Linked DNA regions of Homo sapiens: regions 1, 3, 4, 5, 6 and 7 are each linked to region 2. A link is a contact called in ENCODE Hi-C or POLR2A ChIA-PET data. All regions are on one chromosome and are shown on one strand. Each heading gives the region's core, a stretch centred on a gene start or an enhancer-like site at or near the end of the contact. The rest is flanking DNA. Distances are from core to core; before and after follow the strand shown.

The links. Hi-C counts contacts between places; a loop is a spot of excess contacts on that map. ChIA-PET counts read pairs that join two places held with the same protein, here RNA polymerase II (POLR2A). Pooled maps may share reads with other maps.
Region 1: a map of CD8-positive, alpha-beta T cell shows a loop between it and region 2 (23-fold over the local background). The contact joins the promoter of KLHL7-DT here to the promoter of POLR1F in region 2. A Hi-C loop is called at or near these places in 4 of 168 maps with a recorded cell type or tissue (CD4-positive, alpha-beta memory T cell, CD8-positive, alpha-beta T cell and naive thymus-derived CD4-positive, alpha-beta T cell) and 9 of 50 pooled maps. POLR2A ChIA-PET finds 5 or more read pairs at or near these places in 1 of 52 experiments (CD4-positive, alpha-beta memory T cell).
Region 3: a loop to region 2 is called in a map of naive thymus-derived CD4-positive, alpha-beta T cell, with 18 times the contacts of the local background. The contact joins the promoter of PALS2 here to the promoter of POLR1F in region 2. A Hi-C loop is called at or near these places in 3 of 168 maps with a recorded cell type or tissue (CD4-positive, alpha-beta memory T cell and naive thymus-derived CD4-positive, alpha-beta T cell) and 8 of 50 pooled maps.
Region 4: a loop to region 2 is called in a map of natural killer cell, with 29 times the contacts of the local background. The contact joins the promoter of TOMM7 here to the promoter of POLR1F in region 2. A Hi-C loop is called at or near these places in 2 of 168 maps with a recorded cell type or tissue (CD8-positive, alpha-beta T cell and natural killer cell) and 7 of 50 pooled maps.
Region 5: a loop to region 2 is called in a map of CD8-positive, alpha-beta T cell, with 5 times the contacts of the local background. The contact joins the promoter of HYCC1 here to the promoter of POLR1F in region 2. A Hi-C loop is called at or near these places in 2 of 168 maps with a recorded cell type or tissue (CD8-positive, alpha-beta T cell and naive thymus-derived CD4-positive, alpha-beta T cell) and 8 of 50 pooled maps.
Region 6: a loop to region 2 is called in a map of CD8-positive, alpha-beta T cell, with 11 times the contacts of the local background. The contact joins the promoter of CRPPA here to the promoter of POLR1F in region 2. A Hi-C loop is called at or near these places in 3 of 168 maps with a recorded cell type or tissue (CD8-positive, alpha-beta T cell and naive thymus-derived CD4-positive, alpha-beta T cell) and 10 of 50 pooled maps.
Region 7: a map of B cell shows a loop between it and region 2 (20-fold over the local background). The contact joins the promoter of NUP42 here to the promoter of POLR1F in region 2. A Hi-C loop is called at or near these places in 5 of 168 maps with a recorded cell type or tissue (B cell, CD4-positive, alpha-beta T cell, CD4-positive, alpha-beta memory T cell and 2 more) and 14 of 50 pooled maps. POLR2A ChIA-PET finds 5 or more read pairs at or near these places in 2 of 52 experiments (CD4-positive, alpha-beta T cell and CD8-positive, alpha-beta memory T cell).

Annotation. Positions count from the first base shown.
Region 1 is chr7:23,104,361-23,107,952 of GRCh38, reverse strand. It overlaps KLHL7-DT (KLHL7 divergent transcript), which reads left to right and starts at 2,250. Exons shown (of 3, transcript NR_046220.1): 1 at 2,250-2,394. It overlaps KLHL7 (kelch like family member 7), which reads right to left and starts at 2,168. Exons shown (of 11, transcript NM_001031710.3): 1 at 1,807-2,168. The coding sequence starts at 1,926. RefSeq lists enhancers at 1,222-1,301, 1,007-1,993, 1,782-2,061, 2,182-2,371, 1,994-2,980.
Region 2 is chr7:19,707,461-19,711,242 of GRCh38, reverse strand. It overlaps POLR1F (RNA polymerase I subunit F), which reads left to right and starts at 2,206. Exons shown (of 4, transcript NM_001002926.2): 1 at 2,206-2,480. The coding sequence starts at 2,227. RefSeq lists enhancers at 2,054-2,333, 1,875-2,477, 2,444-2,513, 2,478-3,082.
Region 3 is chr7:24,571,352-24,574,798 of GRCh38, reverse strand. It overlaps PALS2 (protein associated with LIN7 2, MAGUK p55 family member), which reads right to left and starts at 1,347. Exons shown (of 12, transcript NM_001303037.2): 1 at 1,206-1,347. RefSeq lists enhancers at 479-598, 649-698, 644-1,143, 2,009-2,108, 2,129-2,198 and a silencer at 799-1,868.
Region 4 is chr7:22,821,370-22,824,761 of GRCh38, reverse strand. It overlaps TOMM7 (translocase of outer mitochondrial membrane 7), which reads left to right and starts at 1,913. Exons shown (of 3, transcript NM_019059.5): 1 at 1,913-2,085. The coding sequence starts at 1,983. LOC112267993 (a long non-coding RNA gene) reads right to left here and starts at 1,805. Exons shown (of 3, transcript XR_002956543.2): 1 at 1,063-1,805. RefSeq lists enhancers at 1,683-1,892, 1,923-2,002, 1,672-2,432.
Region 5 is chr7:23,012,528-23,016,317 of GRCh38, reverse strand. HYCC1 (hyccin PI4KA lipid kinase complex subunit 1) reads left to right here and starts at 2,188. Exons shown (of 11, transcript NM_032581.4): 1 at 2,188-2,393. RefSeq lists enhancers at 1,858-2,037, 2,198-2,387, 2,805-3,486 and a silencer at 2,578-2,847.
Region 6 is chr7:16,420,288-16,423,933 of GRCh38, reverse strand. It overlaps CRPPA (CDP-L-ribitol pyrophosphorylase A), which reads left to right and starts at 2,396. Exons shown (of 10, transcript NM_001101426.4): 1 at 2,396-2,868. The coding sequence starts at 2,612. LOC105375168 (a long non-coding RNA gene) reads right to left here and starts at 3,248. Exons shown (of 5, transcript XR_007060223.1): 1 at 2,952-3,248; 2 at 897-954. RefSeq lists silencers at 2,586-2,725, 2,746-2,805.
Region 7 is chr7:23,180,147-23,183,715 of GRCh38, reverse strand. It overlaps NUP42 (nucleoporin 42), which reads right to left and starts at 1,668. Exons shown (of 7, transcript NM_007342.3): 1 at 1,510-1,668. The coding sequence starts at 1,630. RefSeq lists enhancers at 1,304-1,373, 1,474-2,073.

The DNA of each region.
Region 1 (3,592 bases), core at 1,001-3,500, 3.4 Mb before region 2:
GGTCAATTGTTTCCTGTGTTATGATGTTAAACAGGACAATACAATATAACCATAATGTAAATCAATTGCGAAGTGAAACTGCACATCTTGCAAAAGATGCATGATTCCATGAAGTTGATAAAAGTGCTATTGGAGAACTGTTTGAATCACATGCCAAACCACTGACAACAGGAGAACCTGGCAGATTAAGGTCAGTTAATCATTGTGGAGGGGACCCCTGGTTGTTCACCAGGTAACCATTTTTTCCTTCCTACTCAGTAACAGAACCCTGATTTTTCAGTAATTGTACTTCTATTGTAACGGTAAATAAGTGATGTTAATATACTCCAAAGCTAAGAAATGTGAGTCACTTTTTAAATCCAAAGAGCTAAACGGACAGTCTCAGATAATCCTCTGCTCCTCAAGTAAATATTTGCTGCTGCAATCCAGTTTCACCCTATTTAGGGATTAAGGCAATGCTTTACAATGCTATGATCCACGAATGAAAACATATATTCGAGGGAGTGGGAGGGAACCTAATGAGTCTTCAACGAGTTTAAGCCCTGGTTAACTATGTTCAACTACCATTACAGGCAGGCAATAGCTAAATGCACCAGCAATTTGAAGTCTGTGGTATTGTAGATACAAAAAGGTTTACATGAAAGGAACATGAATTTGAAAATAGATACATGAAAGTCAGTTACATAAATTAACGAATTCAGGCATTCACAGTACTTCAGCACAAAGGCCAGGCCAGGAAAGATTTAAAAGCATTCCCACAGACTGCACTGGTGCACTGTAGCAGGAGCTGGTGAACAAAGACAAAATCCCAGCAGTCAGCGTTTGCTTATAGAAACCAGAAGTTAATATCTTCATAAAAATCTTAAATTCCTCTACTGTTGCCCATATTCCCAGCAGAACCACCAGACAAAGCAAACTAGGTTTTGCAGTTACACATAACTCACATCCTGCTTTGTCCCCTTGAAACAGGATCCCAGTCAACAAAACCCAAACATTCCCACAAATCTACTTAGATGTGTATTATCTATAAATAAAGCTTACAGAAAGGAAAAAGTGACTTTCTATGCTTATCGGTGTAGATGTTATGGAATTAAAAAAAAAAAAAGCCTCTTTGTTTCACCTTCGCCAGCGTTAAAATCCGTTCTTTTCATAACCCACCTTTCGCCGATGTGCTGCAGAATTTCACGAATGCACCACACACCAAGGACAGAACAAAGAGCTCCTCTTAATAACAGAGGCGCACAGTGCCCTTAGAAGATGGCATGGTATTTATCGATGGCTGCTTCTGCTCTAAATTAGCACGAACAGGAGGACTCCTCTTCAACTAGCTCCACCGGGGAACACAGGAGGGGGCGGGGATCCTTATTTAAGAGCAGCTGATGTCAGGCCAGCAACTCTCCTCCCTTTGGGGGCTTCGGTTTGGGCTATGCCAACGGGTTTCTTCACACAAGATCTCACGGCACCTTAAAACGGCTCGCCAATGGAAGGATCCTCGCCCCACAAAGAGATAACTAGGGCAGAGCTGTTACACAACCGATACCCGACGGCGAAAGCCAGCCTGAGGAGTCCCCCAGGAGTCTGACTTGGGAGCTACATCCTCGGCAGACGAGAAGCACTTTTGCTCGAGAATTGTTTTACGCGCCCCTCTACCAACTGCGGAATCGCTCGCCTGCGAAAACGGAAGGAGGGGCGAGGACAGAGAAAGAGGGGCGCGATCCACAGGGCGCGGGGTTCCACCCCGGGAACCAGGGGCCCGAGCCCCGGACCACCTCCCACCGTCGTCCGTCACTCCCACAGAGGCGGTACCTGTTTCCGCATGTTATTCATGACGCCCATGAAACCCGCCAACAATTTAGCTTCTTCCCGAGCAGCAAGTTTCTTCTCGGTCTTCTTCTTGCTGCTCTTCTCCACCCCAGAGGCTGCCATCCTCCCTCAGCTCGGTTCACGCCCGGGGCTCGCCGGGCCGGGCGAGGGGTCGCACTCTCTGGGCACACTGGGGATTCTATCGACCAAACACGGCGATCGGCAGTGCAGCTGCAGCGCCCAGCTCTGGAACGCGCGGCAGGCGGCGGTGGCTCGGCCACTGCCGAAAGACAAGGCCGGGCGGCCCCCTTAGAAACGCTCAGGGAGCGACGCTACCAACTGGGCTGCGTCCCCGGGCAGAACCCGAGCCCTGCCCAGGAGCCTGCGCACTTCGCGCAAGGAGGCGGGGGCACTATGAGGAGAGTCAGGGGCGGGGCCTGACACGTCACAGTGGCGCGCCGTTCCGAGCAATGAGACTGCAGGCACAGGTGCGGCCGGATTCCCTGTCGCTGTCCCGCGCTGAGTGAATTTTGCCTCGGAGCTGGTCCGAGGTCGCGCCTGCTCTTTTGTGTGCCCAAGGCAGATTTCCAGGTTTCGGTTACGTGATTATCTTTTTTTTTTTTTTTTTTTTGATAATTGGGTTGTGGAACATGCAAAGGTGTCTCCCATCAGTGTAAGGCTTCATGGGACAGGGTCGGTGTTCAGTGCAGTATCTGAGCCTGGTGTATGGTAGGCGCTCAATAAATATTAAATGATGAAAGGATATTACTGCAAGTTAAAGTCATGTTACACGGAGCACAAGATTTATTTTCGTGGGATTCATAACGCAAGAGCACACAGTCCCGTTGGTGTCTCCTTGGCGTGCAATGAATGTCTGCCTAACTAGGCTGGCTTACTGTGTGTTTACAACTGAAATCAGTTGTCAGTCGGTTCTAGAAATCTTCAGTTAGGCTTCTCTAAGTGTTTTACGGGAACACGGAACTCAATCACAGCCCTCATGGAAATGTTTTTTGTAACCATATTCTTTCTACTGTATAGTAATATACAGGATTATTTGAAATTGTACATTATTTAACATTATGAAAACTTTATATCTCATTGGTTTTCCTCCTCGGTCTATATAGGACTATACAGAGACATTTTATGTAAAATAATTTACACCATTGAGGCTTTTTTTTTTTTTTTTGGAGGCAGGGTCTCGGCCCTGTCGCCCAGGCTGGGGGTGCGGTGCAGTGGCTAATCATAGCTCACTGAAGCCTCAGCACTCCTGGGCTCAAGCAATCCTCCCATCTCAGCCTCCCAAGTAGCTGAAACTACAGGCGTGCAACACCACTCTGGGCTAAGTTTTAATTTTTAAATTTTTTTGGTGGTGGTGGTGGTGGTGGTGGTGGTGGTGAAGAGGTCACACTATGTTGCCCAGGCTTGTCTCGAACTCCTGGTGTTATGCAATCCTCCCGCCTAGGCCTCCCAAAGTGCTGGGATTACAGGAATGAGCGGCCAGGCCTGGCCCACAGTATACTTTTCTTGTTGAGGACAAACCATATAGCATAATCCAGATGAAAGAGCAAGCTATATATACGCCTCAATTTTTACAAAAGAGTAAGATACTTATGTCTCTGTACTCTTTATCTTTCTTCTATTAATCTAGAGGTTCTCAGATGTGCCTCTATTTTAACTAGTTGATTTGGGGATTTCAGGTGAACCCTGGCAATAGGAATAATTTATTGTTAATAAAATTATAAATGAGAAAATTTTTCATTCACTTTATTAAATGACCCAGGACACTGAA
Region 2 (3,782 bases), core at 957-3,456:
CCCACAATGGTGAACACTGGCATGCAGGCAGAATCACCTTGTTCGCTCTCAAATCATGCAGAGCATGGATAGCAGCTAATGATCAAGTCAGAATTTTTAAAACTGAAAATGAGAAAATCAGTTTCAAAATTTAAACAAGCAAACTTCTAACTGCAACTGGACATACCTAGGGTTACAAAACTACTGCATGGGTGCACTACATTTACTAGTTGTGAAAGATTATTACTGGAATATTTGATTTCAGGTAACGTTTTGTTTTGATCAAATTGTCATGATGTCCAGCTTGTTTTTTACTAAATTCTTTCTTGGCCAAATTGTTTTCATTCAAATCACTTACAGCCAGTCTAGATCCATCTTGACTGTAAGGTGTAGTCACCTGGAGAGGTTTTGATTGAATTGATCTGTGATGTCATCCGGGCATCAGGAGTTCTTAAAGCTCCTCACCTTAGGTGACTTCATTGTTTAGCCAAGTTTGAGCACATTGAACAAAAGGGTCCTGCACAGGGGTATCACAGGACTTTGCAACAAAATGAAGGTAAAAGCCATTATGTTTCCCATTTATGGACTTAAAAGTGTCTACTATTAGGTTTTGGGGGCAGTCTCATCCCACTATCATCTCATGCTGAGTTTGCAGTTATTTAAGGAATATTAAAGAAAATGCCTTTTATTTATCTTGTTTGACCCTCCTATCATCTCTCTAAGGTAGCAGGGCAAGTATTATTTTTCGTATTTTACAAGTCAGAAATCAGGTTTAGAGAGGCTAAGAGGCTTTTTGCAGTATTTAGGAGATGAGGGAGTATGTTAATACTCACATCACTGCTATACATTTCTCTTGGCACTTATCCAGCATAACCTGTTATATGTTTATGTTTAGATCCCACTTCCACTTAGGCTGTGAGCTCTTTATCACTTATTATTTATTAACTCACTATCAGGTTATTCATTCAAGATGTATTGGTTGGGTTTTTCTTGGTTTCGTTTCTTTGGAGGAGGGATAAATTGTGGGGGGCTACTGTAGTGAACAATACAGATATTATGGTCCCCACTTTAGTGAGTGTAGGAATCTATTGATGGAACAGGCAAGCAAAGACAGTTAATAAAAAATTAACATAAAAACCAACATAGATGGGTAACTACCTAATCCTTATAGAGAAAGAGGAGTGGGGTGCTTGAAAACTCTTTGCAAAGGTATAGAATGTAAAATCTAAGCTAGAAATTCATACATGAGTAGAATTTACCCTTGTGAAAAATGCTATTATATTCCCTGGTGGAAGGAACAGCGTGAGACTGCACAAAGAGAGACCTGAAAGTAGATCAAGCAGCATGATAATATTAGGGTGGGGAGTGTGACAAATGAAGCTGAAGAGAGAGGCTGTGTGCCCACGCAGATCACAAAATGGCCTTGTAACTTATAAGCCATTTTCATGAGTTTGTGTTGTCCTAGAGAAAATGGGGTGCCTATGTAGGGCTTAAACAGGGCACAACACGATCATATGTATTTCAGGGAAGATCTGGCTGCCCCAGAGTGTCCTCCTGACCATTGAGCTAGGCTTCCACAGGCAGGGAGTCCTGCGGTTTTGGCGGCAGGGAAAGAGAATAGTGTCCAAATAGAATGATATTTCCACTTTGGGCAATACAGGTCTTCAGGCTGATTTGATACTTGGGGATACAAAAGAGGATCCGAGGCTGACAGCTTGGCTGTATGATTCCCTGATTTAGCAGTTGCATAATGAGAAGAGAAGCGGGACAGGAGAGAACTAGTGGGTTCGTTTTCAGATGCGTTGCATTACAATTATCAGGCCTGCTTAGGATTCCGTGTACTGCATAAAATATACTCCATAAATATTTTGATTTTTTATTGTACAGTCCAAGCCTGTAAAATTCTACCAAACCCACCTCACTACTGGAAATGATCAAAGTGAGAACCCCCATTTTTAAGCTACCTACTTAATCCAATAAGCCTCTGTGCGAAAACACACATTTGCCTGCCCTTAAAAGAGCAGTCGGTTGGCTTTCCTGCGTGCTCAATGCATTTCCGAGGCTCTAAGCTCCCGTTCTCGAAGCGCGAAAACGCGGTTCCCCCTGCTGGTCAGGGCTGCGTAATGCAGCGAAAAGAGGGGAAATTCCTAGGGGCGTGGTCGTTGGTGGATGGCGTAAAACGAGCGCCGGGGACATGGGATTGTGCTTGCGTCAACGGCGCGCGCCGTGGGAACCTTGACAAGCAGCATGGCTGCAGGTTGCTCAGAGGCGCCGCGGCCAGCGGCGGCTTCTGATGGGTCTCTGGTAGGGCAGGCTGGCGTCCTGCCTTGCCTAGAGTTGCCGACTTATGCCGCTGCTTGTGCGCTGGTGAACAGTCGCTACTCATGCCTGGTGGCCGGGCCGCACCAAAGGCACATCGCGCTGTCGCCCCGCTACCTTAACAGGAAACGCACCGGCATTCGAGAACAGCTTGATGCGGAGCTCCTTCGCTATTCTGAGAGGTACCGATCTCTTTGCCTGTTCCTTCTTTTGTGCACGGGAAGTAAAGCAGGTGGATGTGCTGACGACGCAGCAGAAAGGGGCAAATGGCAAAGGTCGCATTGCCCCCCAGAGCTTAGCCCCCTGGATTTCTAGAGTCGCGATCCGTCCCTCAAGGCCAGTACCGCTCTGGTAAAGATCTATACAGGGTCCCTTTCATAGATAGAGAAGAAAACTTAAAGATGAAGTTCAGGTGTGGGCGGAGGGAGTGGAGATTCTTGCTCCAGAACCCTGGTGTAGGGGTAGGAAAAGACCAGGGATCTGGAGACCTAGTAGGCCCAGTTCTGTTTGGCATTCAACGTTTCATTTATCCCCTTACGGATGATGCTTTCTCATTTGACGATAAAAATCTGGTTTGCAGTGCTTGAGTAGATTCTCATTCCATAGAAGATAGCATACGAAGCATTAGTACAACCGTTCTATTTGTAAAACATGAAGGACCTTTTTTGTTGTTGGATTTCGCTCTGGTAATTTCCCCATTTTCTCTTCTCTTGGACCTGATCTGGGGATTATGAAAATGCCATTAGTTTAGCGGGATTTTGTTGTTTTTAAGAAGATTTATTCAGTCGAACTAGTGAGCCTGTTGCTTTGGGGAGAGAAAAAACCAAAACGTATGCATTTATATTACGGTATTCAAAAGTGACTTGAAAACTTAGAATTACAGAGGTGTGGGGCGGGGGGCGCGGGCATGTGCTTGAGTATTCCTCTGGACTATACTTTGGTTTAAAAGCGGGGTTCTAAAACTAGAGGGAATGGATTCTCTAGGGATTCATGATTGCCCTTCAGGAATTCCTATGTGAAGTTCCTTGGGCACTGCATCGGAAGTTTTTATCAGTTTCTTAAGGGATCCTGGACCTCCACCCATGTCTAGAATCTGCAGATTCTTCCAAGCACCAATATACACTTCTTGTATGTTTATATTACATACCGAACACTTGAGATACAAAAACAAAAAATAAAATCTCTGTTTCAAGGAGCTTTAAGCTGTAGGAGAGATACAAATACAAGCCAATAAATAGTAAAGTGTTAAAATTTGACAGAAATCTAATAAGATAAGGAGTGTAGAATTTGGATCTTGGGACCTTTGAGAACAACTTGATTGAAGAGGGTACTTTAACATGGTAACATTCCAGGCAAAGAGAGTGGCATAAACAAACGGATACTGGATGTGAACTGGTATGCTTTGCCCAGAGAACTGTATCTATTATATAAGTAGAATAAGGTTTATGTCAGGGGAAAGGCATTGGATGCCATTGGAGAGGAGG
Region 3 (3,447 bases), core at 98-2,597, 4.9 Mb before region 2:
AAATGATTTGCAAAATTTCACGGGAAGAAATGGCTGCTAAATCATACTCCAATTGAAACGCATTTTAACGCACCCCAAACGTTCTCAGCTACACTACAAGACCACTTGTAATATACTTGAAGCACAAAGTAAAATTCCAACACTCTCCAAAGGCGTAGGAAAGAATAAAACGTGGCTAGCCTGACCTTACCCGGCTGTTTATAAGTAATGCGGAGAATTTTCTGAGCTTCCCCGGCAGTCTTCAATTCTCTCCCTCGCTTCACCCCCACCCCCTACACAGATGCACACCCAACTGATGGAAGTTTAACAAATGTAATCTCGAGCTGCAATCCCAGAAACTGGTAGGATTGAGAATAAACTCCCAGTAAAGTGTTAAAAAGTCCTTCTGCAAAAAAACATCTACCAACCAATCCACATCCTGTCACCACACGGTCGGATACCTCAATCGACTCCCCTGCTGACCCTCCACCCAGCCAAAATAAAAAAGCCCCAGCACCTATTTGGTTTCAGACAAACGTACCGAGAATCCGCGAGCACGATCTCAGCAGCGAACGCCCCCGCGGCAGCCTGTGCTCGGCCCACAGCCACTTTGGCCAAACAACTGGAGTCTCGTACCTCGGAAGTAGCGGCGGTAGTTGGAGAAAGCCTCCTCCCCTACCAACTCCGAGCTCGGGAGAGAACCGGGAGCCGGCGGAATCACCCCCTCTCGGGACAGACCCCGGAGGTGTCAGTCACAGCAACGCCGCCCCCAGGCCGGCTCTCCATTCAGGCTCCACCGCGACTCCCGCCGCAGAGGTGTAGGCACCCAAGCCCCGCGCCCGAAGGGGCCCCGCGCGTCTGCGGCCCTAGCCCCAGTCGGGGCCGCGCCGGGGAGCGCGTGGGGAGCGGCGGCAAGCAGCATGGGCCAGACACGTTGCCGAGCTCCGGCCCGCCCAGCCGCCCGCAGCCAGAGAGGCAGGAGCCCGGCCGAGCGCCCCTTCCGCGCGGGCCGGGCTGGGGGCGGCCAGCAGCCTCCCCGACCGCGGCGCCGCCGCCGCCGCCTGCCGGTCCCTCTTCCCCGCGCCCGCCGAAGCCCAGGTGCCGAGGGGGGCGGGGCGGGCCAGGGTCCCCGCGTGGCGCGCCGCGCCGAGCAACAGGGCGCCCCCGGCCGGCCCGGCGCGCGGCGCGACCGTTACCCGAGCGGCGTGGGGGTCCAGTTAACTCACCGGCTCGCACCTCAGCCGCCTCCGCGCCGCCGCTGCCGCCGCTCCCGGTCGCTCCCCGCCGCCGCTGCTCTCCCTCAGCCACAGGCGCCGCCGAGCAGCCCCATCTGCAAACTCGTGGCTCGTAGTTGAGAACTGGAAATGCGTCTCTCACTGCCCTCCGCCTCCCTCTCTCTCCTCCCCCTCCCTCGCTCCCCACTCTGCCCCAGCTCCGGTCGCCCCCGCCGCTGCCTCCGCGCGCGCAGCCAGCCGCGCCTCAGCCGCCCTCCTCCTCCTCCTCCTCCTCCTCCTCCTCCTCCAGCCGCCGCCGCCGCCGCCGCTTGGGCGCGCTCCCAGCCGGCCTCGCGCGTGCGCCGGACGTCGGGGAGCGCGCGCTCGGGCGCGAGGAGGTGCCACCGCCTCCGGAAAGCCGGGCCCCGCCCCTCCCGCCGCGGCTGGGCGCCCAGGTGGAGCCCCCTCCCAGCTTCTGAGCGCCCAGACTGACTGCGCTCTGCGCCCGGCCGGCTCGCTTCAGGGGTCCCGGACCTGCGCCCGCGAGAGAGGGCTGGTCGGACCCAGTCCCCGCCGGGTCTCCTGGGCCGAAGTCGCAGCTGTCTGTCAGCATTTACGGGTGGGCAAGATACTCCTCGGGGCATAAAACAGGCTCCGCCCTGACCTTTCTGAGAGTTTTACATTCAAGAACCCAGTCGTGGGGCACAAAAGAGAAATGGAACGAGAAGAAAAGCCTCTGGAAAAATCTCCCCCTCCCCCTTCACAGACTCCACTGGATCTGATGTGTATTTGGCAGGTTCTACGGCGCTGACTGTGTCCTTCATTAATTTTTTCCCAAAGGCCCGACCGGGCAGTGTGATTCACACCCGAGGAAATGCATGGACACTGGCTCTTTTCATAGCACCGAGGCTCCCGTGGAACTCCCTGGGTCGGCTTTGCCAGACACTCCCTGGACACAGTTGTTCAGCTCCTCCCCAGCACCTGGGCTTCCCAGACCTCAAAAGGGTGGGGTTGGGGAGGGCATGCCATCCTTTCAGCCTGGACTCTGCGTAGAGCTTGGTGAACTGTGATGAGTGTCCGGATGTGTAGATGACACATTTTGACAGAAGTGCAGATTTAATTTTTCAGTTGAAAGGAACTGAGCAATGCACTGCAGCAGAGACTTCTGGCTAGAAAAACATAGCAAGGCAGCCAGAGAACTTCCGATCCCCTTAAAAGAGCTCTGTGAACCCTCAGACCTGTGACAGGCGGCTTTTGGAAAAACTATTGTGTTCTTCCTAAAATTGAAGAATGTAATTTACATTTTACAAAATGCTTACTGCAATCTTTTCAAACCATGAACGTAGAAAGTGCAAGTCAAACTTTACGTGTGAGGAGTGTTATGAGGTGGCCTCCTCTGTGCAGCCTTTCCTGGCTTCTCTTGGGCACCTTGCACAAACCAGACCATTAATAAGTGTTTGCAGAATAAATGCGTGCATCATGGCCCTTTGGATTCAGAGATGAAGTTATAAGTTGTATTGTCTCCTCTCTTTGTGAATGTGGCAGGCATGGAAGGGAGAGAGAAAATACTATTGATGAGATGTATTAAGAAGGTCCAGTGTCCAAAACAGTGATTTTTGTGTTTATCCTCAACCAAGCATCAAAGATTAATTTACTTTTCCATTAGGATCATTAATTTTGCAAACCAACATGCAGGGGGGCCTTGTACAGTGTTAATTTAGAACCTTCTTTCCTGGAACCACAAACCCAGGCAAAGGTAATTGGAAGCATTTAAGGAGACTCAAACGTGCCCAGGGCACAGAGTAGCTTTGGGCCCCCTGTAGTCAGGATGGCTGGATGAAATGAAGTGGAGTGGGCTCGGAGCCCAAGGCAGAGACAAAGCGGAAGGATGGGGTTTGTCTTCTCGGGGTGTCAGCAAGACCTTTCAGGTCCTTCTTGCTGCCCCAGGCCCACTTGCTTCTCACAGGACACCCATGGGTCCTCCCTGCTGTACCCTACCCAGGCTTGTGAACTCTTTTCCCTTCTGACTCTTAACCTTAACACATCCCCTTGGACCCAGCCACTTAGTTACTTGCCCTGAGCTTCTCTGGGGTTGGGGTGGGAGGTAGGGTATGAATGTCATTTCCAGATATGTTAGTGATCCTTAATAGTGCACTTTTATTTCCTCAAGGGTCTTCTGGAAACAATGTCCTAACCTACTCTACCCCTGCTCCCTGCAAGTAGAATGATGTTAACTGAGGAAGTTTTAGGGAGG
Region 4 (3,392 bases), core at 664-3,163, 3.1 Mb before region 2:
AGCTTATTTTACTAATTTTGTAAGGATTTAAATATATATAGTTGGCTTCATTTTACAGGTAAGGAAACTGAGATTCAGAGATATTAAATAATTGATCAAAGATCACACAGTTGGTTTGTGCTTTTAGTCATTATATTGTCCCTTGCTGTTGTTATCTGAGCTCCACCAAAACATAAACTATTTCTTTTTTTTTTTTTGCTCTTTCCAACTTTTACTTTAGTTTCAGGGAGTGCATGTGCAGGTTTGGTATACAGGCTAACAGATTAGCGAAAAGATTAGACATTATGGTTTAGGAGTCATGCAGCTGGAGGCTACAAGATTCTGACCCTCCCCAAATTGCTCCTGGGGATAACAACTCTATTGTAAAGCCTAACATCAGTGTTTGAGATATTTTGCAGACCCTGCAAAATGGATCAGCTGGAACCACCCAGATAGGTAAACTGGCTCATCTGATCTTGTGGTCCCAACCCAGGAACTAAGATTCTGACCCTTCCCAAATTGCTCCTGGGAATAACACTATTGTAAAGCCTAACATCAGTGCTTGAGATACTTTGCAGAGCCTGCAAAATGGATCAGCTGGCACCACCCAGATCGGCAAACTGGCTCATCTGATCTTGTGGCCCCGACCCAGGAACTGAGGCAGTACAAGACAGCTTCCACTCCCTGTGATTTCATCTCTGACCCAACCAATCAGCACTTCCGACTTACTGGCTGTCTCCCCACGCACCAAATTGTCCTTAAAAACTCTGATCCCCGAATGCTATGGGATACTGATTTGAGTAATAATAAAACTCTGGTCTCCTGCACAGCCAGCTCTGCGTGAATTACTCTTTATTGTAATTCCCCAGTGTTGATCAATCGGCTCTGTCCAGGCAGCGGGCAAAGTGAACCCTTTGGGAGCTTACAGCAAGTGACCCAATCACAGCTCACTGCAGCATCAAACTCAAGTGGTCCTCCCGCCTCAGCCTCCCAAATAGCCAGAATTACAGGCGCAAGCCACAGAGGTCAGCAAGGGGAAATTTTTAGGAGCACAGACATTGGGCACAGAAAACGACTACGTACCTTCAGAATGAGGCAGGAAAGTCTTAAAAGTCAAAGTCTTAGAAATGTCTTACAGCCTTAAAAATCAATTAAGTCTTAGACCTGGGGGGGTCAAATCTCAAATACGACAGCAGCCAGAAATTTATTACATCAGAGGTTGGGAATCACTTGGGAAACTTCAAAGGCAGATCAATGGCCAGTTCCCAGCCCCAAACTCTTTAGAATTTCTAGGAGTAGGTCTCCAGCGTGAGTATGGTTTTACCTCTCCTAAAGTGATTCTAATGTGCAGCCAGGGTTGAGAACCACTGCCATTCTAAACCAATGAGGGCAAGATGGCCAAACAGAAGTGTCATTTCCTATTTAGTCTCCTTGATTGTTGCAATGGAATTCCTCAGCTTCAAAAGTCCAGAATTTCATGTGAGATTTCCAAATTCTAAAATGTTGGCAAGTAATTAAAAGAAATTTTTTTAAAAAAGATTGGGATCAAAGAAAACATGGATTCGGGCCCTACTGAGTGTCACTTCGTAACCTTTTTGCAGTTCAACCTCAGGTTTGAACAACCTGATTCTGAGAAGTTAAATAATTTGTCCACGGTTACACAGCCAGTAGGAATAAGAGTTAGGACTAAAACCCAGTCCCTCTGAATTTAATTAATGTTCCTTCCATGAGAAGGAAGGAACACCTGAAGATGCGTTTTAAAAATGGGTAACAGAAACGCGAAGTTACCGCCAGCCATGATCGCAACCACGCATGCGCCTACTACTGCCGGCGAGGCGGAAGAGCAGGGAAGGTTAAAGGCGATGAATTACGACCTCTGCTGGCGACGCTCACGACTCCTGCCGTAAAGGCCGTGTGTGGCGCCTGCGCACCTCCTTTCCCTTTCGGATTCCCGACGCTGTGGTTGCTGTAAGGGGTCCTCCCTGCGCCACACGGCCGTCGCCATGGTGAAGCTGAGCAAAGAGGCCAAGCAGAGACTACAGCAGCTCTTCAAGGGGAGCCAGTTTGCCATTCGCTGGGGCTTTATCCCTCTTGTGATTTACCTGGGTCAGTGGGAGAAGAACCGGGAAAGTGACTGGAGGGAAGAGGGTGGCGGAGACAGCAGCCCCATTTTTGGCCGTCGGGGGAGGGAGAGAAAAATAGGGGACACTGCCGTGCACGGCCCCTGAGGCTGTCTGGTCAAGTGGGGCCGATCTAACCTGAGTTCGAGTTCCCGTTCTATCGCTTTATAGTTGCATGGTCTTTAAGCAGTCTTGCAATCCCTCCTTTTCTATTTTTGCATCCTTAAAGTGGAGGTCATATTTCTCGGGATTGTAGGGAGGGTTGGATGACCCCAGTGGATGTGAAAGTCACTAATTCACTCTCTAGCACTAGGTGGTTCTCGGGGTGTTTTTCCTCACCGCTCCATGTGGTCCTAAGTGGAAAGAGTCCTGTTCAGGGAATCGAGACACCTCGTGAAAGTACCACTGCCATGAAAGCATGATTATAATAATAGTCGTTGGATGCCTCTGCTTTCTTACCTGTACGATGAAGGGTTTGGATGATTTCTATTACTGCCCCCATTTTACAGGTGAGGAAACAGCCGTAGAGAAACTTTTTTGCCAAGGTCGCACAGCTATGCTGACTGAGGGAGTTAGGGGCTCAGGCAGTGGGGCATCAGAGCCCATAGTCTTAACCATTATAGCGCACTTAAAGGATTTGGGGTTTTTTTGGTTTTTGTTTTTAAGACAGAGTCTCGCTCTGTCACCCAGACTGGAGTGCAGTGGCGCTATCCCGGCTCATTGCAACCTTCCCCTCCTGTGCTCTAGCGATCCTTCCACCTCAGTCTCCCAAGTAGCTGGGACTACAGGCTGGTGCCAACAGGCTCGGTCACTTACTGCAAGGATTTGTTAATATTTTTCAGTTAGGGTTGCAGACTGGGACCTATTCTGTAGTTTTTTCTTTTCTTTTCTGTCTTTTTTTTTCCTTTTTTCCTTTTTGAGACAGTCGCTGTGTGCCCAGGCTGGAGTGTAGTGGCGCGATCTCTGCCCACCGCAATCTCTGCCTCTCGGGATCAAGCGATCCTTCCCCCTTAGCCTCCCGAGTAGCTGTGATTACAGACTTGCAGCCACCGCTCGCGGCTAATGTTTATATTTTTAGTAGAGACGGGGTTTTGCTTATGTGGGCCAGGCTGGCCTCAAACTCCTGGCCTCAAGTTAGCTACCTCCCCTCCAGCCGGCCTCCGCCCCGCGCGCGGCCTCCCAAAGTGCTGGGATTACAAGTGTGAATCACCGCGGCCAGGCTGTAGTTTTTTCTTTTTCTTTTTTTTTTTTTTTTTTGAGACGGGGTCTGCCTCGCCCAGGCTGGAGTGCAGT
Region 5 (3,790 bases), core at 939-3,438, 3.3 Mb before region 2:
TCTTCCTCTCCCTATTTCTTTGAGTAAACACTTGTCCTGAACAGGCTCTGGCCAAGGGGACCTAAATTAAGTCAGTCTGATCTGTCAAGAATTTCCTCTCTACCCTGTTTTTTTTTCTTTGGATTCTCACCATTTAAAAGAAACCTGATTGCATTGTCCACATGATTAAAAGCTGTTGTCTGTCCCTCATTGCCTTAAGAAGAAAATCTAAACCTGAGCTATCCAATATGGGAGTTGTTAAAGTTAAAATTAAAAATTAATGCCAGACATGGTGGTTCACACCTGTAATCCCAGCACTTTGGGAGGCTGAGGTGGGTGGAGCACCTGAGGTCAGGAGTTCGAGACCAGCCTGGCCAACATGGTGAACCCCTGTCTCTACAAAAAATACAAAAATTAGCTGGGTGTGGTGGTGAGTTCATGTAACCCCAGCTACTCAGGAGGCTGAGGCAGGAGAATTGCTTGAACCTGGGAAGTGGAAGTGCAGTGAGGTAAGATCCCACCACTGTACTCCAGCCTGGGTGACAGAGGGAGACTCTGCCAAAAAAAAAAAAAATTAAAAATTGAGTTTCAGCCGTGTATGGTAGTTCATGTCTGTAATCCCAGCACTTTGGGAGGCTGAGGTGGGAGGATCACTTAAGCACTCTACCCCAGTTTGGGTGACAGAGTGAGACCTTGTCTCAAAAATAAATAAATAAATAAATAAATACATTGAGCTCTTCAGTCACACCACATTTCAAGTATTTGATAGCCACATGTGGCTAATGGCTACTATTTTGGACAACACAAATATAGAACATTTTCACCAGTGCAGAAAGCTCTGCTGGACAGTGCTTGTCTGAATATCTTAGTGTAGCTTGTGAGGTCTTTTACAATCTCACCTCAACCTTTTGCTCCAGCCCAATTTTTGGCCGTTCCTCATCATTTAACCCCATCTACCTTCTCAACATTCCACAATGGCTCTGTGCCCTTTCACAGCTCCATGCCTTTGAACATGGTGTTCTCCCTTTCTGAAATACCCTTTGACTTTCTTCTCTGGCAAACTCCCATTTACCTTTTAAGATCCAACTCAAACATTACCTTCCTTGTGGAGTTCGCTGACTTTCCTAAACAGTCATTTCTTGTCCTCTGTTTCCATTGCTCATTGAACCAATCTCTATTGTCCTTATCACTGTAGTTTGTTATTATTTACTCATTAATCTGATCCTCCCTTTGGAGGGGGATCCTATCTGTTTTAGCAATCTGCCCTAATAATTACCTGAAATTGTTTGCTTGATACCCTTTTGATATCAAGTAATATATCTTCTTATTTATGTGCTTGTTATTTATGAGTTCAGCATGTTTGAAAAGTTCACTTAGTGTTTCTGGAGAAATCCTGCCCATTTCTAGTGTAAAGCTAGAATGAACTTCCTGTCTTCTAGGGTGGAGGTCAGTTTTTCTTCTAATTAATCCTGACCAGTCTTGAGAAGGATGTGGTAGGAGAGGTTTACAAGGTCAAAAACAGCAGTACTGTCTGCAGGCGCAGGTTCAGGTGTTCTCGGGTTCCAGTTATTATACAAAACATTTAGTATATGTTCAGAGAAAAAGTAGGGAGGAATGATGGAAAAAATAAAAACAACCCCCATGGAAAGAAAACTGAGGCATCGTATTTGACTTTTTCCAGGCTAAGCCCAAAAGCAATGATGTAGTGAGGGGGAAGTTTGTATTTCCATTTTGCAAAAACGTAATTTTTTTTTCCTCCCGGGATTTGATAAGATTTTGATAAATTCTTGTGAATTTAATTACAGGGAAGTAAATCCTACTGACTAGTAAATTATCAATTTGTTTCTCTTTTCTCACAAAAGAGAAACAAATTGATACCCTTCACATCATCCGGTAAGGTTTATTTTTTTCTGAGAAGGCCATAAGCCCTAACGGCTCAGAATCTAAGAGACCTTCGCTGATTGTCATCGCCTAGCGGCCACCGCAAACCTTACAGTCAATCAACTTCCCTCGGACGCCCGGATCACGCCCATTGCTCAGACCACGCCCACTCAAGGCGCCTCATGGCTCCGCCCCAGGCCCAGCAGAAGAAGATTCTCATTGGTGGAGAAGTTGTTCTGATCCCGCCCCGGAGGACGGCGATAGGCTGAACTGGCGTGGGGCGGTGGTGGTTGGCTGCTTGAGGACGGGTCCCTGGTCGTGCCTGTCAGAGAGGCTGGCGGCAGTGGTGGCTCTCCCGGCTGGGTTGTCAGTCAGTGAGAGGAGGGGGAAGATGGCTCACCGGGACCCGTTCTGCTAGGAAGAAGGGGAGCAGGTGGTGCTGCTACTCGGGAGGAAGCAGAGCAGCCTCCGTCGCTGTCGCTGAGAGCCTCACGAGTCGAGGTCCTGCAGGTGGAGCTCCGGCAGCCGCCCTGGTGAGTCCAGCCGAGAGACCCACGCCGGGCCCCCAGGGCGTCCGGCAACGGATAACTTTTTTTTGTCAGGGAGGAGCCGGGGCGAGGCGGCGGCGAGGACAGGACCGGGACTTTGTCCCTGGGGCCGCGGCTCCACTGGGGGTAACGGCTCCCGCGCGAGGCGCCATGGGTGGGTGCGAGGCGGCGCGGGGCGCTGGGGGCGGCTGGCGGGCGGGTGGGCTGCGGCCGGCGCTGCTCGCCCCGAAGTTGGGCGCAGCCTGCCCGCTGCCTGGAGGGCGGCAGCTTTGTGCGCGCGACTCGGGTCTTTCCTTCCCGGCGAGGAGCAGTCCAGCCTCCTGCTGTGACCCGGGTGCCGCCGCCTCGGCCCCACCGGCCGCCCCTCTGCCGGGTGGGCCTGGGGCGGGAGCCCCCCGTCCCCTCCCTGCCGCGGCGGATGCTCTGGCCTCTGCCTCCTCTCCCACTCGCGCCCTCTACTTCGGCGAGGCCGCCACTGTCCGTCCGGTCTGGTGGCCACAATGGTCACTGTCGACCCCCCGCCCTCGCCCCCTGGAGAGCAGCGTTGGCCCGAGTCGGTCTTTGGTCCCCTGCAGGGCGGAGAGGTTCAGACAGCAGCCACGCTTCCTTCCTTGGTTATTTCGCTGAAGATCTCTTCTTGAGCCCTTGCCCCTTCTTTCTATGAGTTATTCCTCTCCTGAGGCTCATTTTAACATACTCGGGAATCCTCGGGGGTTTGGCTGAAAATGGTTGCATTAAAACACCCCCAAGTTTGTACGCTTCCCCGAAATTTGCTGTCTGCCCGTCAGCTTGCACATGTGTGCTTTGTGAGTTTAGACATTCCTGAAAGATTTTAATTTTGCCTAAGTGGTTTAGTACTGCACAGAATCTGCTCTCTGAGAAATACACTATCACAAGCCTGGCAGCCGCGGCGCTCTTCAGGTAGGGGGAATTTGTTCCACCGGCAGCTACTTCTTATCTCAGAGACTGCCCTACAGGCAGTAGGGCCAAGCTGACCTTTTGCAAATTATTTATCCTTGGATCACACAGTAGTTTTTGGAGCAGGTGGGCCACCTCTTTGGTTCATGTAACACTTTACAGTTTGAGGTTTTCAGCTTTCAAATCTTATTGCCATAAAGTCAGAAAGACTGGGAGGCTTGTTTTCCATGAAAACATTCTACTGCTAACATCCACAGGCACCCCACCTCCCCCGACATTTCCAAGTATTTTTTTTTCTTTAGGTGAATACATTTTAAGGTTTACAGGATGAATAGTAGTCTAAACCACCATATTTTTGAAGTGCAGGCAAAGACAAGGAAGGAAAAACATTTAAGATCTGCTTGGCCAATAGTGGCTTCAAAGTCAGCTATTCAAATAATCAGTTCAATCAAACCAAGTGGCAA
Region 6 (3,646 bases), core at 1,147-3,646, 3.3 Mb after region 2:
ATTGTGGCTGCTATAACTTGGTATTAAGTAACAAGGAAGCTACATCTGTTACCCCAAAGTATGCAAAACATGGAACTAATTATATTTATATAAAAAGGACAGAGAGAAAAATGTTGCTTCATACTACGTATATGAATGAATACTTTAATGTGCCCTTTTTTCTCTACAAGTTGGTCTGCTAGACATTGTTAATATACAGTATATAAGATCTAAGGATCTAAGGATTCATGGAAGATCTAAATTGATATATCTGCTCTAAGAACAAAACTAAGATTCTAGTTAAAATTTGTCAATGTTTAATTATATAAAATTATTCTATAGCAATTAGTATAACAAGAGCTTTATTACTCTACTTTTCTTCACTCAAGATTAAGTAAAGGAAGAATACCTTTATAACAACTCCACCTTTAGATTAAAAAGGGAGGTTTAAAGATCAATATTAATAGAAATACTAATTCGATTTGCCTTCCTGCTCTCATAGATAGACTCATTTATTTATCCACCCAGTTAGTCAACAGATATTTAAATGCTTGATACAGGTGTGGTAGTGGCGCTATGAAGTCAAGTATTGTGCCAAACTTGTTTAATATAGTTGCTGCCTGGGCATCCATTTTTAGGCCTGATATAAGCTGTTTGAAACCCAGTTGTATCACGTCACCTGTGGCCTACTTAAAACTTCCCCTCCCTGTGATATAGAACACTTATTCCTCATTCCATGACCAAAAACCCAACAGCTGCTAACCATGATAAAACCCAATGGTCAACACCAGAGTCAAGTTCTCCCTTTGCTGGTGTTTTCTTTAAACTAGTCAATCCACAACCCCCTCTGGAAAGCCTAAGGGATAAAGCCTTTGGACCTTAACACAGCCCCACAGGTCCTCTCTCTTGCACCCCACCTGCTGGTTGGGAGTCCTGTTATCTCCAGACTTCCATCAGGCTTATTCTCTGGTGAATCTGTAAGTAATAAAATGCGCCTGTTATTTCACATGTTTTGTGTGCTGCCTCCTCTGGCGTCTCACCTGCACACCAGAACCTAGCTTTCCTCTCTGGGCCAGGGCTCTCCTGAAGAGTGGCTGTTCTGGCTTATGGCCACTCGTAAGAGAGAGACCTCGAGATCAAATTAGAAAGGAACGATAGCAATAAAAATTACAAGGAAGTATATTATGGCACCCACTTTTCAGTTAAGAAACCAACTAGCACAGGACCTAAATGCTAATTATAATAAAAGTAACAAAAGTGAAAGAATGCCTTCAATAAGACTAAACAAAAAGGAAAAGCAGAAAACATATTTTTATATGCTCTCAAGAAAACAGGTAAAAATAAAAATTGTAATACTACAACTAGATAACATTTCCAGTGTTTAAAAAGATTATTTTTTATTAATCATAAGCCACTGGATTAAGACTGAATTACTGATGATTATACACTTTAATGATCATTAATCTATTTAATCAGCAATTCATTCAATACATATTAAGCTTGTGTTACATTCCAGGAGCTGGGCACACACACACAACCCAAGCCAAAAGAAAAATGTTGCTGCTTGCATGGAGTTTACATTCCAGGGACCTAATACAATAGTGCTCTCCTCCAAATTCTCACTATACTTTCATGGTAAACCTCACCAGCAACAAGAGTACTAAATAAGGTAAGATATGCTTTAGGCCTGGAATTCTTCAACTTTGGCCTACTTCTGTATGAGGGCCTTAAGGCTCCTCTGCCATTAGTTGTGCAATCTTACATAAATTAACCATTTTAACGTCTTTTCCCCTTTGTAAAAAGGGAAATGGCAATAGTTGAGTTCTTCTGGGGACTAAATGACATAAGGTGTATCGATTGTTCAGCAATTAGTATTGCTTTGACCCTATGGTTCCAAAACATGCCTGCTCATCAGAATCACCCGAGGATCTTTAAAAACATTCCAAAGTCCGGTGCTCACCAGACCAATTAAATCCCAATCTCTGAGCGTGTCAGGACACGCTCCCCAGGTGGTTCCAAAGTGCAGACAAGTTTGAGAGCCACCACAGTTTGGATTATTGATGTGCCACAATAACACTTGCTAATCCATCTGTCTTTACCCCAGGTGGAACCAGGAAGCCTCCAGAGCTTAATGGAATTCAGATAATCGAGGTGCATACGCACCCTACGTCCCATCCTGTGACTTGAATCCCAATCTCTTCCGAAATTTTAAAGCAGGGAGGGATGGGACAGAGGCCTGACCTCTCCTGCATACTCATGGCCCTTGAGTATCTGCGATCTTTAGATATGTAGGGCGTTCTGACATTTCCACTTGCGGCGACAGCTGGGCCTGCCCGGGGGAAGCGCAGAGCGGGCAAGTCAGCCCTCCCGCAGGCGCTGGGACCGGGTGCGGAGGCCGCAGCCGAGCCGCGAGGGCAGATCGGCAGCCTCAGCTGCTGCCGTAGCTGTCGGGATCGTCCCCTGCGGGGCAGCAACAGCGGGGCTCCGACGGCTGAGGGGGGCGCCTTCTGCTTGCGCGCTCTGCGTCCCTCTCCGTGGTCTGCCCTTCGCCCCGCGACCCCGGCCGAGGGTGGGAGCAGCGCGGGGTCGCATCGGCCCGAGGCTAGCGGGGCTCGCCGTTCCGCCCGCAGCCATGGAGGCCGGGCCGCCGGGCAGCGCCAGGCCGGCGGAGCCGGGTCCTTGCCTGAGTGGTCAGCGCGGCGCGGACCACACGGCTTCCGCCTCCCTGCAGAGCGTGGCCGGGACCGAGCCCGGGCGCCACCCGCAAGCCGTGGCAGCTGTGTTGCCTGCCGGGGGGTGCGGGGAGAGGATGGGGGTCCCCACCCCGAAGCAATTCTGCCCCATCCTGGAGAGGCCGCTCATCAGCTACACCCTACAGGCCCTGGAGAGGTAATGCGGCGCCGGGCGCGCCCCGCGGTTCCCTGGGGCCCGGCCTCCCGCTCCCCGCCCTGCCGCTGCTCTAGCGCTAGCACCTTCACTTGGGGGACTGCCGGGCCGCGCTCAGTTATTCAAGCTTGAGCTCTGTTCCCTCCCGCATTTCAGAGATGGGAAGTTCTGGCCTTTAACAGATGGGCACGAAAGCTGCAGCTCCCCCACAGAGCCCTTTACGTCCCCAAGCAGATGAGGTTGTGGGGAAGGCCCGTCGTGTGGCGCCGATTAGAGAGTGCATGGGTTGGGACTAGGCGATTTGGGGTTCTAGCTGTGGGGCCTGAGGAGAAGCTGTGCGGATAGTCTCGCGGTCCTGGGGCTCTGCCTCCGCGCATGCGTGGATTGAGTTGTACGTGCACACTGAAGTTTCCAGGGCGTGTGTTCGTTTTTTTCATTCATTTACTGAGCACCTTCTGTGAGACAGGCTGCGCTAATTACTAGGTGCTGCAGGAGGGGAGAGGAGCAGAATTTAATAACCTTTCAATGGTGGAAAGGGCTTTAAGCCTGAATTTGAGGTCATACCCCCTTTATCTTAGAAAGGGCACTGAAGTTAACTAGTTGGGGAAATGAAGGAGACAGGGAATGGGATAAGGAGGACTAGGGGAACAGTCGTGAGGAGCTGAGGAAGTGAAATGAAGGGGTATGTTATAATATTAACTTACTTTGCTTTTAGCACTGAGTAATGAGGTGGAGCTTGGGGCGAGGGTGCAGGGGTGGGAAGCAGCGGCATTACAAATAT
Region 7 (3,569 bases), core at 419-2,918, 3.5 Mb before region 2:
TTCATTTGTTTCTGGGAGCTAAATACAATTTGTCTGCCAAATTTTGTTTACACTCACATTCATCAGACATGAGTCCTAATTTTCGGTCTGAAATATTTCACTAGATTAATTGTGGAGGAAATAAAAGGACTGTCTTCCCTGAAGTGGGATCAGACGTGAAACCATCACGCAATACAAGGTTTAAAGGTTAGATGAGGCCCGCCGCGGTCGCTCACGCCTGTAATCCCAGCACTTTGAAAGACGGAAGCGGGAGTATCACCTTAGGTCACGAGTTCGAGACCGGTATGGCCAAAATGGCAAAACCCTGTCTCTACTAAAAATACAAAAATTATCAAGGGCATGGTGGCGGGCACCCGTAATCCCAGCTACTCGGGAGACTGAGGCATAAGAATCGCTTGAGCCTGGGAGGCGGAGGTCGCAGTGAGCCGCCTGACTGAGAGAGCAAGACTCCGTCTCAAAATAAAATAAAAAAATAAAGGTCAGATGAATAGCCCTAAAGGAGGGGAAGGAAGGGAGACAGCACCGAATTATTAACCCGATCTTTAAAAATCTTGTGTTGTTCTAAGGTTTCATGTCTAATCTCTCCTTTCCTTGAAGATAAAAAGCTTTGACAATGATCTAGGCCCAGGGACTAGATCAACGTGGCCCCCGCATCTCCTTTCCTCACCTCCCGGATAGCCCTTAACTGGGCGTCCCACATTCCCAATTTCACCCCAAATTTATGAGCAGGTGCATTTTTGCGGTATGGCTCTATAGGTTTTATTAGATTTTCTTTTTTTCTTTTCTTTCTTTCTTTTTTTTTTTTTGATAGTCTCGCTCTGTCGCCCAGGCTGGAGTGCAGTGGCACGATCTCGGCCCACTGCAACCTCCACCTCCCGGGTTCAAGCGATTCTCCTGTCTCAGCCTCATGAGTAGCTGGGATTACAGGCGCGCGCCACCACGCCCGGCTATTTTTTTTTTTTTTTTTTTTTTTGGTATTTTTAGTAAAGACGGTGTTTCACTATGTTGGTCAGGCTGGTCTCAAACTCCTGACCTCGTGATCCGCCCGCCTCGGCCTCCCAAAGTGCTGGGATTACAGGCGTGAGCCACCGCCCGGCCGGTTTTATTAGATTTTTTCAAAGAAGTCCACGACTTCTCCAAAATGAAGTCCTGATTCTGACCCAAGCTGCTAGCCTCACCCTCGAAAAAACAACTTAGTAAAAATTATATTCAATTCCGGCATTTACCTACAAGGTAGTTTCGATAGGTACTTCCGATTTAAAAACTCAGTTTCGCACAAGCATCCAGGCCCAAACCCAGGTCCTCAGAAGCTCAATAAAAACGGACCACATGAATAATATGTAGATAAAACCCTCGGTTTAAAAACGTTGTGCAGGGCCCAGTAGGGCCGGCAAGGCCGCGACGCGGGCACGTTGGGGTCACCAGCAGCGGGAAACACGCGGGACGCCCGGTCCCCGCCGGCGGACCCTTCCCGGCTCGGTTACCGCGGAGGATTCAGAGGAGAGTCACCTGAAGGCTGCTGCTGCGGTTGCTGCCGTCCTCCTCCTGCACCCCTAGCACCGGGATGTTCGTTCCAGCACCGATCTCCAAAGCGGCACCGGCCTTGAAGGAAGAATTGACAAATGGCCATTGCGACGGCGTCGCTGACGGAGGGCGTCTTCAGTCTGCACCGTTCGATGCCTGTTACTGGGCAGAGAGCCCTAAGGCAACCTCGGCGCCCGGCCGGGCTACTGTGACGTCATCTTCTCGCGCCTGGGAAGGCCTTTTTCCGCCTCTCACCCGGCAGTGCCATGAGACGCATGGACTTGAGCCAATAGGACTTGAGAAGAGCGGACCGCTCTGACGCTTTGAGTGTGTCCTGGGAAGGAGGGATGCTTGAACGGTTACGTGAAGACCGGAGGCGCGTTTGACCCCGGTGCAGGGCCTCGGACTACAGGAAGGCTGGAGGTCCAAAATGAGAGGAAAGCGGAGCAAGCAAACGCAGAACTTCAGCAAGGCCCTCAGAGGAGAATTAGCTATGATTTGAGAGACTGAGTCGTTCTTGCTGAGACGGTAAAACTTAGCTTGGGCTGAGAAAGTAACAAACTGCCTAGCCTTTCATCTGGATGGATAACAGAGTCAAATAAAGCCAGACGACGTTAAGAGGAAACAATGTTTCTTTTAGGACATGCTGCAACGGAAAAGTATTACCACTTAAGTACATTCTTACTACACACTGAGAAACCTTGTTATTTCTTCTTTTTTTTTTTTTTTTTTGAGACGGAGTCTCGCTCTGTCGCCCAGGCTGGAGTACAGTGGCAGAGCTTGGAGGCAAGCTCTGCCTCCAAGGTTCATGCCGTTCTCGTGCCTCAGCCTCCCGAGTAGCTGGGACTACAGGTGCCCGCCACCACGCCCGGCTAATTTTTTTGTATTTTTAGTAGACACGGTTTCACCGTGTTAGCCAGGATGGTCTCTATTTTCTGACCTCGTGATCCGCCCGCGTCCGCCTCCCAAAGTGCTGCGATTACAGGTGTGAGCCACCGCGTCTGGCCGAAACCTTGTTCTTTCAAGTCCACATAAACGTTGCTATTTGAAATTATATCAGAACGAGTGAAAAGTCCCATCCTTGCCTGGAGGATCTAAGTCTCTTTGACGCAGAGAAGCAGCCTCAATTTCTATCCAGGTGTAGAGCTTCAGATAAACGGTTCTGAAAACATTCTGTATTTTCTTAACTTTGCAGTTTCCAAGGAAACATGCCCTACATTCAATTCTCGTCCAGACCTGATGTTAATGCCTTTACACACAGCTATGCTTTGAGATTTCATTTAAATTTCACCTAAACTTCACTCTCCCCGCCAAAACATACAATAACTACCTTTTATTTTGTACGGTGAGACACACCACAGCTCCTCTGGTGTGCAGTCTTCTTGATTGCAATAAGTCAATAGATCTGACTTTGTTGGATTACAGGTTTGTGCTGGTGGTTTTAGGATTATTGAGCTGGGAGTGAGCCATCATTCTTGCTCATGTAATTTGTTTGGATTTTGAAGACAGCAGAATCTACAGGACGGGAACTACTTGTCCAAACTAGTTTTTTATTTTCTTTAATCAATGCAATTCATTTATTTTGAAACAAATTTATGGAAAAGTTACAAATAACAGTACAAAGAACTTTTTTCCTGAACCATTTGAGACTATGTTGCAGACCTAATGCCCCATGATCCAAATACTTATTGTATATTTTCTACAAACAAACCAGGGCATTCTACATAACCACAACACAGCCAACAAAATTAGGACATTGATACTGATGCACTACTACTCTCTAATCCTTAGACTCCATTTATGTTTTGCCAAATGTCCCAATATTGTCCTTTAGAGGAAAAGGGTTCAGTTCGGAATCATTGTTGCTTAGTCATATTTCTTGTGTCTCCTTCAATTTGGAAGATTTTTTGTTTTTCCTTTTCATGACCTTGACACTATTAAAGACTACAGGCTGCTTATACTGTAGAGGTTCCTTAGTGCAGGTCTGTTTGATGTTTTCTCTTGATTAGATTCAGATTATGCATCTTTGTCAGGATTATCACAGA